Linked DNA regions of Homo sapiens: all the other regions are linked to region 3. Evidence: chromatin contacts called from ENCODE Hi-C or POLR2A ChIA-PET data. All regions are on one chromosome and are shown on one strand. The core of a region is the stretch at or near the end of the contact, and the rest is flanking DNA. Distances in the headings are between cores, read along the strand shown. Region 1 overlaps JARID2 (jumonji and AT-rich interaction domain containing 2). Region 2 has its middle 170 kb from the start of JARID2-DT. Region 3 overlaps JARID2 (jumonji and AT-rich interaction domain containing 2).

Region 1 (3,345 bases), core at 228-2,727, 150 kb after region 3:
GGGGGAATTGAAAGTGAGAAATCCCACCGAGAGAGTGTGTGCTGGGTGTGGCTTTTGAACCATCAGTTAAGTTTTATTTCCTTTTTAATATGACTCTTAACACCCTACTTCCTGGCTTCTCAATGCACAATTATGCAGTTTCTAACTTTGACTTCTAATTTGATTTCTCTGCACCATACCACCACCTTGACACACACACATTGCTGACTTGTTTTGTAAGGCAGTTTTTTTTTGATGCAGGACTTTGGGGCTGTGAAGGCCCCTTTCTTTGTGCTTCCTAAGGCCTGTCAATAAGCCATGGTGATGAGGGACTTACGGTTCTCTCAGCCCTATATTACGTTAAGGAAAACAGTACTGGTACTTTCAGAGTCTAATTGACAGTGCAAATACTGGTCCATGTTTCAACTCGGACCAGTTAACGGAGGCCAGGTGGATTTGGGATCTGCTGAATAGAGTTATTTGTGAAAGTGTTTGTTGCAGTTTCCTTATTACTAAGTTTTCTAATAGCTGTGAGGAAAGAACACAGAAGATTGAGAGAATAAGGAGTCATTTCTGGAGGAATGATAGAAAATTTAGGAAGTCCTGAATGCAGAGAGTTCCTTGGGTGAGGTTATTTGAGAGAAAATGAGCAGAAGGAGAGGGCCTTTGCTATTGGACATCTGTGGGAAAACCTTGAGGTTCATAGTCACTTTTATTTGATAAATATTTTGATAATTTATTATTACAGACAGATTTTAAGTTAACCTTAAAAAGTTTCCACCCATCATCCCTCACTCAATACATTAGTGTGTCTTTCCTTCAAATAAGTACATTTTCCTATAACTGTCAAAGTTAAGAAGTTCACAGTGATACGTGGCCCCCATGCAGTCCTCAAACCTCTGTTTCACATTTGTTCTGAAGGTGCTTTGTAATGTCCAAGTTTAGAGCAAAAGGACCCAGTTCAGAATTAGGCGATGCCATTAATTGTCTGTAGTCTGCTTAATCTGGAAGAGTTCCTCATTGTTTGTCTTTGACCTCAACACTTGAAAATTACAGGTCAATTATTTTTTAGAATGTCCCTTAATTTGGGTGCCTGGTGTTTCCTCATGATTACATTCTGGTTTGTGTTCTTGGCAGGAATGCCACAAGGGAAGTGATTCCTCCTCCTTGTTGTTGGGTCCTCTGTGGGGATACACAGTTCAGTCCTTCCCTTTCCACACTCGTGTTCATGCTGATCATTCGACTGTGGTGGGCCTGTTAGGAGTAAAGTTGCCCGTCTCAGCCTTTGCAGTGTATAAGTGTTAAGAGAGGATATTCTTTGAAACTAGTACATACTTCTCATCATCTTTATCATAATTGTATGCGTATGGGCTTCCTATTTTATTCAAAGGGTTATAATCTGTTACTCCTATTATGTATTCTGATGTTCAGATTGTCCCAGATCACCGCCTCATCCGTGGATCCTCATCAGGCTGGCTTTTTATTCCATTTGACATGTCCCTGTCATCCTTCCAGCCTTGCTTCTGGCACAACAAAATGTTCCAGGCTCATGGTGTACTTTCCCGCCCTCAGTCCTGGAATTGGCCATGTCTTCAAGGAGCACTGCTTTCTTATAGGGATAAGTGCTGTTGAGGAGCCAAGATCTGGGCACTAGGGATGCTGGGAACTATGGGAATGTCATTTCTCCCAGGTGCTCTTAGTAGACTGAGGTTGCATGTTTATAAGGGTCTATCCGAAGTTCTGTGTATATTAAAATCCGTGAGTTAGCAGCCATACCTCCAATTTCAATTTAACACTAAGGGAGGTTCATGTGCATTCATCCCTGAGGAACTTGGCTCCTGTAATCCTTAATATACTTACTTGCTCTGTCTTTTCAGTGTAATCCACCTCCCATCTCTGCTTCTCTGCTGCCCCCACGATGGGAAACTCAGCCCTGACACCCCATATGGTTGCTCCTCACCCCCTCTCCTTGCCCAATTGCCCTGCCTTACTAATTGGCTTTGGGACTGAATTGTTGGGGGGGAAATTTTGACATTATAGGATAGTTCTTGGTGATTCTTAACACATAAGAAAGGAGAGTTATTAATGTATTTGTTAGAAATTTTGTAGCCCTTGTCGGTTGTTGAGCCTTGAAAACAGGGAGATACGAGGTAGGTGGGGTTCCCACCAGTTTATCTCCATTAGCTTTTTTGTTTGTTTTTGGAGACAGGGTCTTGTCTCATATCAAAATAAGAAGTTGTCCACTTCTGGAGTGCAGTGGCACAGTCATGGCTCTAAGCAGCCTCGACCTCCTGGGCTCAAGCCATCCTTCTGCCTCAACCTCTCCAATAGCTAGACCTACAGGCGCAGGCAACCACACCCAGCAATTTTTTTTTTTTTTTTTGGTAGAGAAGGAGTCTTGCTGTGTTCCCCAGGCTGGTCTTGAAGTCCTGGGCTCATGCAATTCTCATGCCATCTTGGCCTCCCAAAGTGCTGGGATGACAGGCATGAGCCAACATGCCTTAGTTTTTACATAGATTTTGGCTGAAAGATTCTCCTGATCTTGCATGTTGAGTATGAAGATGGAAAGGAAGCTGTGAGAACTAAATATGACAGAATCTTGTGCTGGATTGGCTGTATATAGAGAGAAGAACATGGCCACTAGACTGTGAGGCTGGTAGAGTGTGGTGTGATGATCAGGAATGGAGAACGAGTGGGATGTGTACTCAGAAGGATGTATTTGCCCTAAAGGAATCTTTGAAGGATCAGCAGCAATGTGATTCAGGTATATCTAGCCGCGCTTGGTTGTGCCGTCTATAGTCCATCTCTGTGGAGGCTGACACGGTGGAATCCTTGACACCTGGAGTTTGAGGCTGCAGTGAGACATGATTGTGCCTCAGCACTGCTGCCTTGGCAATTAAGTGGCACTTTGTCTCAAAAAAAAAAAAAAAACAATGGTGATATGGGACTCTTAATTTGTGACTTTGGTCTTGCGTGGCTTAAAATTTTTTTTTTTAAATGACAAATAATAATTGTACATATTTATGGGTCACATGATGATTTTGTGATACATGTAAGTGATCAGATGAGGGTAATCAGCATATCTCATCTCAAACATTTATAATTTCTTAGTGTTGGGAACATTCAACATCCTCCTTCTGGGTGTTGCTAACTGTAGGCATCCTACAGTGGGATATAACACTAGAACTTATTCCTCCTATCTAACCATAATTTGGTATCCTTTTCTAAATATGCATGGCTTTTAAACGTAATTGGAGCCAGGTGTGTTTTTTGAGACAGAGTCTCACTCTGTCGCCCAGGCTGGAGTGCAACAGCGCGATCTTGGCTCACTGCAACCTCTGCATCCTGAGTTCAAGTGATTCTCCT
Region 2 (3,340 bases), core at 363-2,862, 230 kb before region 3:
TATATGAAGGAAACTGGACCTTTTATTTAATAAGCCTTCAGTTGTCCCTGCTCCTGCCCCTTCTAATCAGGACAAGTGGTTGATTGATGAAGAGCTACTCCTTTTTTCATACACACACACACACACTCATACACACACACATGCACACACGCAAATACAGATTTTCTGTCCAAAGCCCAGGCAGCATTTCTAGATGTGGCCCTTTGGGAGTAACATGCTTTCCCAGTCCTTCCACCTCCATATACTTTTCCTCACCCTCCTGGACAGCCAGAGCACTCTAGAGCAGATATGCAAAAAGTCAGCTCAAATAGACCAAGTAGTGCCGAACTGTCCCAAAGCACACGCACCACGGGAGGGTGACCCTGCTGCTCCAGAAGAAACATGCTCATCTCTCTCTGCGCTCCTTCTTCTGTTGAACAGGGCCCTGGGTGCACTCCACTCACTGACATTATGGCCACAGGGCCAGCCCTGTTCACTATGGGGATGTTGGAGGGCAGGTGGTCTTGTATCCCTATCCTGGGCCCTTTTCCTCGACTGATGGGACATTTTCCCACCTGTCTGCTCCCATCAACACACCGTCCTACTTGGTATTTCCTGGCCTCCCCCATTTTCCTCTCAGCTTTTCATGCCCTGCTTTCTGGAAAGAACCTAATGTGTTCAATCCCACAGAGCTGCAAATGGTAAATCAGAAGGAAAGTAGCGAGAACAAATTGTATACCTTGGCACTGAGTGTCTCTGGGGGAAAAATACAAGCAGACCCAGTCACCAACCACAGTACGAGATTGTGATGGGAATCACGCAAGTTTCCTGACACACACAGTGTCTTAATATCTACCAGTAAGACTCATTCCCAGATCTTGGTGGCACGCTGGTGACAGAAAGTCTCCCTAGAAAGGTCACATATAAGCTGTCTCATACGAACCCTAAGAAATAATCCTGGAGTCTAGGATTTTTGTGAGGGTTAACTGAGATAATGCATGGAAAAAAAAAAAAAAAAAAAAACAAAACAGAATGAAACCAGAATGTCCCAAAGCAAGCTACCCAAAGTCAAGTTCATATTTTCATCCCCCAGCCAACTGGGTAATTCTCCTGGTTTGGTTTGGCCTCCCAAAGTGCTAAGAGGATTATAGGCATGAGCCACCGTGCCCAGCCCCTGAGAACATTTTTAATAGCCAGAAGCCATATCTTTAGCACCATTTTGCTTTCAGAAGTAACCCAAATTGAAACATTAGTTACTTACACACAAGTTTCTATCTCTTTTCTTTTTTTTGAGATGGAGTCTCACTCTGTTGCCTAGGCTAGAGTGCAGTGGCATGATCTCAGCTCACTGCAGCCTCTGCCTCCTGGGTTCCAGCAATTCTCCTGCCTCAGCCTCCAGAGTAGCTGTGATAACAGGCACGCACCACCATGCCTGGCTAATTTCTATGTTTTTAGTGGAGGCGGGGTTTCACCATGTTGGCCCCGCTGGTCTCGAACTCTTGACCTCAGGTGATTTGCCCACCTCGGCCTCCCAAAGTGCTAGGATTACAGGCATGAGCCACCACACCCAGCCTCTGTATCTTTTTTCAATGTAAATACACGGGGAAGCAGAAACCCTTGGTTGGTCTGAGTCAACTGGGCAGCTCGCTGACAAAGAAAGCTTTATTTCCTGGGTTAATGGTACCAACCCCTCCCAGCAATGGGAAGATGCCAGTTGGGGAGGGCATTCCCCACAGGCAAAGCCTCAGGCGCTATTTTGAGCAGGCCTTCTAGAGGCTGAGTCTAGACTTGAGGTTGCTGAAGGTTTCTGCTTATTCTGAAAGATGATCTAACCTAAGATAAATGCCAGGTATCTGTGGTCCAAATTTCCCCACTGTGCTTTCTCTGCCTAGAACCAGCCAGGGGATGCTGATGGTTCAGTGACTGTAGAAAAGCCAGCTTTAAGACTCTTAATTACTAGTTTAAATAACATGGTACAACTGGCTTTGGTAACATGATATATTTTATTGGGTTTGTTCATACACATGACAAACAGAAGCTGAGGTTTATGTGCCTAAAAGATACCTATTTTAGGCCCTGTGATTTGGAATTATTGGGGGACGGGGGCAGGGGGACAGTAGTGGCTTTCTAATGTCCACCCTTCAAGGCCTGAGGGTGGCTGACAGGCACAGCAAAGATGTTTCCATGCCGGAGCCTGCCAGGTCATCCAGTGTGTTGGGATTTTCACTAATTCGTACCAAACCTGCCCGTGTCCCCATGCTAATTTATGGGACTAACCTGTGATGAGTTTGGGTGTCCCATAATAAAATGTCACGTGATGATATACGAGGGAAAATAACGACTTGTGATTTTTGATATTCAGAAACACTTATCCTTTCCCGAAACAGGAAGACGGCTGTGCTTTCCTACAGCTCTGGAGCCGCCGGGTTTCTAAGCTCTTTTGTGCCTTTGAACATTTTTGTCTGAGAACTTGGCAGCAGAAGGCCTGGCTTCAATGGGAGAACCTGGGAGCCCAAGTGCACAGACTTCCCGAAACAGGGAAACAAAGAGAGCTGAGGCCTACACGGCTTGGCTGGCTTTCTACATCAATGGAGGTGTTTGCGGGCTGATCGAAAGGGCAATGGAAAAACCTCAGACCCTGGAGTGCCAGCTTCCTAGGGCTGCTGTAACAAAGTACCAAAACTGGGTGCTTTAAAGCTATAGGAAATCATTCTATCACAGTTCTGAAAATAAGAAGTCGGAAATCAAGGTGTCGGCAGGGCTCCTCGCGTTCTGAAGGCTCTAAGCCGGCGGTCCCCAACCTTTTTGGCACCAGCGACCAGTTTTGTGGGAGATAATTTTTCCACAGATGGAGGGTGGGGGTCGTTTCAGGAGGATTGAAGCACATTACATTTATTGTGCACGTTATTTCTATTATTATTACGTTGTAATATAATATATAATGAAATAATTATATGACTCATCATAATGTAGAATCAGTGGGAGCCCTGAGCTTGTTTTCCTGCAACTAGATGGTCCCATCTGGTGGGGGTGAGAGACAGTGACAGGTCATCAGGCATTAGATTCTCATAAGGAACACGCAACCTAGATCCCTCACATGCACCGTTCACAATAGGGTTCACACTCATAGAGTACCCAGTGCTGCCACTGATCTGACAGGAGGTAGAGCTCAGGCGGTAACATGGGCCATGGGGAGCAGCTGTAAATACAGATGAAGCTTCGCTCCACCGCCCGCCGCTCACCTCCTGCTGTGTGGCCCAGTTCCTAATAGGCCATGGACCAGGGCTTGGGGACCCCTGCTCCATGCCTTTCCCTTGCCCCCTGGTGTTGCTGGCCATCCTTCACCGTGCCTGGCTTGTGA
Region 3 (3,011 bases), core at 43-2,542:
TGATAAGGTTCCCAAGAGCACTCATTGCTACAGTGAGAACTCAGAATTCCATGGGTATCTTTTCGGGCTCGGTGGTTCACGCCTGTAATCCCAGCACTTTGGGAGGCAGAGGCGGATGGATTATCTGAGGTCAGGAGACCAGCCTGGCCAACATGGTGAAACCCCGCCTCTAGGAAAAATACAAAAATTAGCTGGGTGTGGTGGTGCATGCCTCTAGTCCCAGCTACCCGGGAGGCTGAGGCAGGAGAATTGCTTGAACCCAGGAGGCAGAGGTTGCAGTGAGCTGAGATCATGCCACTGCATTCCAGCCTGGGCAACAGAGTGAGACTCCATCTCAAAAAAAAAAAAAAAGAAAAAATTTCCTTGAGTTTCTTATGTTTTGTTAACTTTCTGTTATTTGTACGGTTGAAACCTCAGAGGATTAGGATAATTGCCTTTTCCAGTTTCCCTGAGCTGCTGAAAATAAACTTTCATATTTTTACTCTCCATACTCAGTATAGTTTACATCTTTAAAAGTGAACATTTATACATGTATTACTTACAAAAACACTCCCTTCTCTCAGTAAAGACCCAAATCAATCCACTAGCAAACTAGAACAAGAGAAGTTAGTGCTGGGTATCCTTAAATGTGTTCTGAGAATGATTTTATTTGCGGGGGTGGGGGGCGGGTGGAGCAGAGAGGATGCTTTGGTGGTGAAATAATTTTGGGGTGCTTGGGTTCTAAGAGGATCATGGTGTACACGAACACATCTGAAGGAAAGAAACCTGGCTATCTGTACCCGACATTTGTCAAACTTCACTGACCCGTGAGCCTTAATTTTGAATACAACCCCTTGGACATAGGGTTCTCTGGAGCCTCCTTTGAGAAGGACCAAAGTCTTGTAAAGAACGTTGAGTGTAGTTTTTGTCCCTGCTGCCACCACCTAATTTGTAAGGATGAGGGCATCAGTAGGTAGCTTGTAATCTTCATTGGGTTCTCAAATTTTAGGTGTGTGTACAACAGAGGTGTGTTTGGTAGAGGAAGGGATGACTGGGATCATGAGTTAAGGTCTTGCATACTGAGGTGGTGGGGCAGTTTCAGAGGGAACCAAAACATTTGTTGAGTCCCAGCTTTTCATCAGGACTCCTGTGCTTTGTGTCAGAAATAGATGCCATCCCTTTTTCTGTAGGAAGGAATTTATAGTTTGGAGAAGGTAGAGTTGGATTTGGAACCTCAGTTGGCCTGCGTTGAGAACTGCTGGTTTCCTGCTCAGTTAGGCCAGTTAGGGGGAAATAAGAAGACTGCCAAAACCTGTGGCTTGTGTCTCAGTTCCCTTTCTCCAGCCACTGCACCAGAGTTTGGGCGCCACACAGATGGTTCTCAGTGGCAGTTCGCAGAGCGGTCCTCATTTGGCCGGAAGCTACTCAGGCAGCCTCTGTTTCCTCACTTCAGCGGGGTGGGCTTGGGTGTGGGTGAAAGAGATAAGATATTTAGCAGTGAGTCATTTTTTTCTGGTAGTTTGACCTGGTTGCTTTGAGGATGATTGCTTCATCCTTTCTCGTACTTTACCCACTGTCCCTTAGGAAAATGGGGGTCCTGTCCGGCCAGTGTTGTTGGTATCTCAGGCCCTGTGGATGTGGGATTCTGCATATCTCTTGAACTGCCTGTTTCCTCCCAACCTCCAAAAGGTTATAATGTCCCCATTCTTCTATGAGTGACCAACATGGAATGCCATGTATGCTCAAAATATGATTTCTCATTGGCCCAGTGTTTGTAAGAAGAAACCTCTGATTTAGGGTGTGCTTCTTTATCTCCTGCATTTGGGGTTGGGATAGGCAGAAATCTGTTGGAAAAATTTTCCGCAGTGAAGGTTGGATGGGTGTTCTGTCCTGTTTTTAATTCTTTGACCACAGGACCTTTTCTCTTGTAAACACTTAAAAACCTCTAAGGCTAATGAGCAAAGCCTGGTGTGATGTATATTTTAAGGAAAGGTGTATAACAATACATGTGTACAAGGAGGGAAGCGGAGAAGGGCATGGGAGTAGAAGGGATCATTCCCCTGCAATTGGATAAGTGACATTTAAGCTGCATTCCATGTAAGCTTTTGGGCCTGGAAACCTTCCCCTCCCATCTTCCTGAGATACTGTGCTTGTTGTGAGCTCATTCAGAGTAATAAACTGTACCCGTAATTCATGAGCTTGCAAGGCCTTCTTTAACCGCTTGCAGCCAGGAGACTAATGACAACATTTAAAATTATAGATTGCTCATTTTGGAGTCTATCTGTTTCGAGTTATGAATGAAATTTCTTAGCCACTTACTGGACAGTAGAACCTGTTTGCAAAGACCCAGTGTCCTCATGTTGTGTGTGTGTGTGTGTGTGTGTGTGTGTGTGTGTGTGTGAGAGAGAGAGAGAGAGAGAGAGAGAGACAGAGAGGAGGGGTGGAGAAAGGGAGCAAGCAGTCCCCCCTTTATGTATGATTCTTAGAGGTGTTACAGGATGCAGTAACCATGAGGACTCTGGTGTTGCACAGAAGTTGAATTCTTACTTGGAAAGTTTAGGTCTGGGACGGAAGGGTGACAGAAAAAGGTTAAGGTTACCCACACTCTATCAGTGGTAGTTATCAATGAGTGACTGTTGGTAGACAGCAAGCAAATGATACTGGGGTAAGAAGGTTCTGGATATGAAAGAACTAGGTAAGATTGCAAATGTAGTCTCTCTATAAACCAGATACTCAAAAGCAAATGTTTAAAGCAGCGTATAAGTAACTGGGTTGTCCATAACTATTTCAGAAATGGCTACAATTACTCAAATCCCAGGTCTTTAAAAATTCCAAAGGAACAGCAAGGGCCACATAAAGAGGAAAATCTGCAAAATGGTAGGGTGGTACCTGAGTTAGCAAATGGGAACTTGAGCTCTTCTTTACTATAAAATTTTTTTCTTTTTTCACAGAGTGCCGAGAGTATTAGCAGACCTTTAATGCATTTGGAAGTGACACCATATTAATCATGTGGATTTCACTTTCTGTCATGA

Evidence for each region. Hi-C counts contacts between places; a loop is a spot of excess contacts on that map. ChIA-PET counts read pairs that join two places held with the same protein, here RNA polymerase II (POLR2A). Pooled maps may share reads with other maps.
Region 1: a loop to region 3 is called in a pooled map, with 2.0 times the contacts of the local background. The contact joins two enhancer-like sites. A Hi-C loop is called at or near these places in 6 of 50 pooled maps. POLR2A ChIA-PET finds 5 or more read pairs at or near these places in 5 of 52 experiments (GM12878, OCI-LY7, PC-9 and 2 more).
Region 2: a loop to region 3 is called in a pooled map, with 2.6 times the contacts of the local background. The contact joins two enhancer-like sites. A Hi-C loop is called at or near these places in 1 of 50 pooled maps. POLR2A ChIA-PET finds 5 or more read pairs at or near these places in 2 of 52 experiments (H1 and HEK293).

The regions. Positions count from the first base shown.
Region 1 is chr6:15,452,299-15,455,643 of GRCh38, forward strand. All of the region lies in intron 4 of JARID2 (jumonji and AT-rich interaction domain containing 2), which reads left to right. Among named protein-coding and RNA genes, the nearest start is that of DTNBP1-AS1, 92 kb to the right of the region's middle. Within about 2 kb of position 1,478, at least 7 of the 41 ENCODE cell types and tissues checked have a DNase peak (open chromatin) inside an H3K27ac peak, as active enhancers do.
Region 2 is chr6:15,071,784-15,075,123 of GRCh38, forward strand. No RefSeq gene overlaps it. Among named protein-coding and RNA genes, the nearest start is that of JARID2-DT, 170 kb to the right of the region's middle. Within about 2 kb of position 1,613, at least 3 of the 41 ENCODE cell types and tissues checked have a DNase peak (open chromatin) inside an H3K27ac peak, as active enhancers do.
Region 3 is chr6:15,298,344-15,301,354 of GRCh38, forward strand. The region is part of intron 1 of JARID2 (jumonji and AT-rich interaction domain containing 2); the gene reads left to right. Among named protein-coding and RNA genes, the nearest start is that of JARID2-AS1, 51 kb to the left of the region's middle. Within about 2 kb of position 1,293, at least 10 of the 41 ENCODE cell types and tissues checked have a DNase peak (open chromatin) inside an H3K27ac peak, as active enhancers do.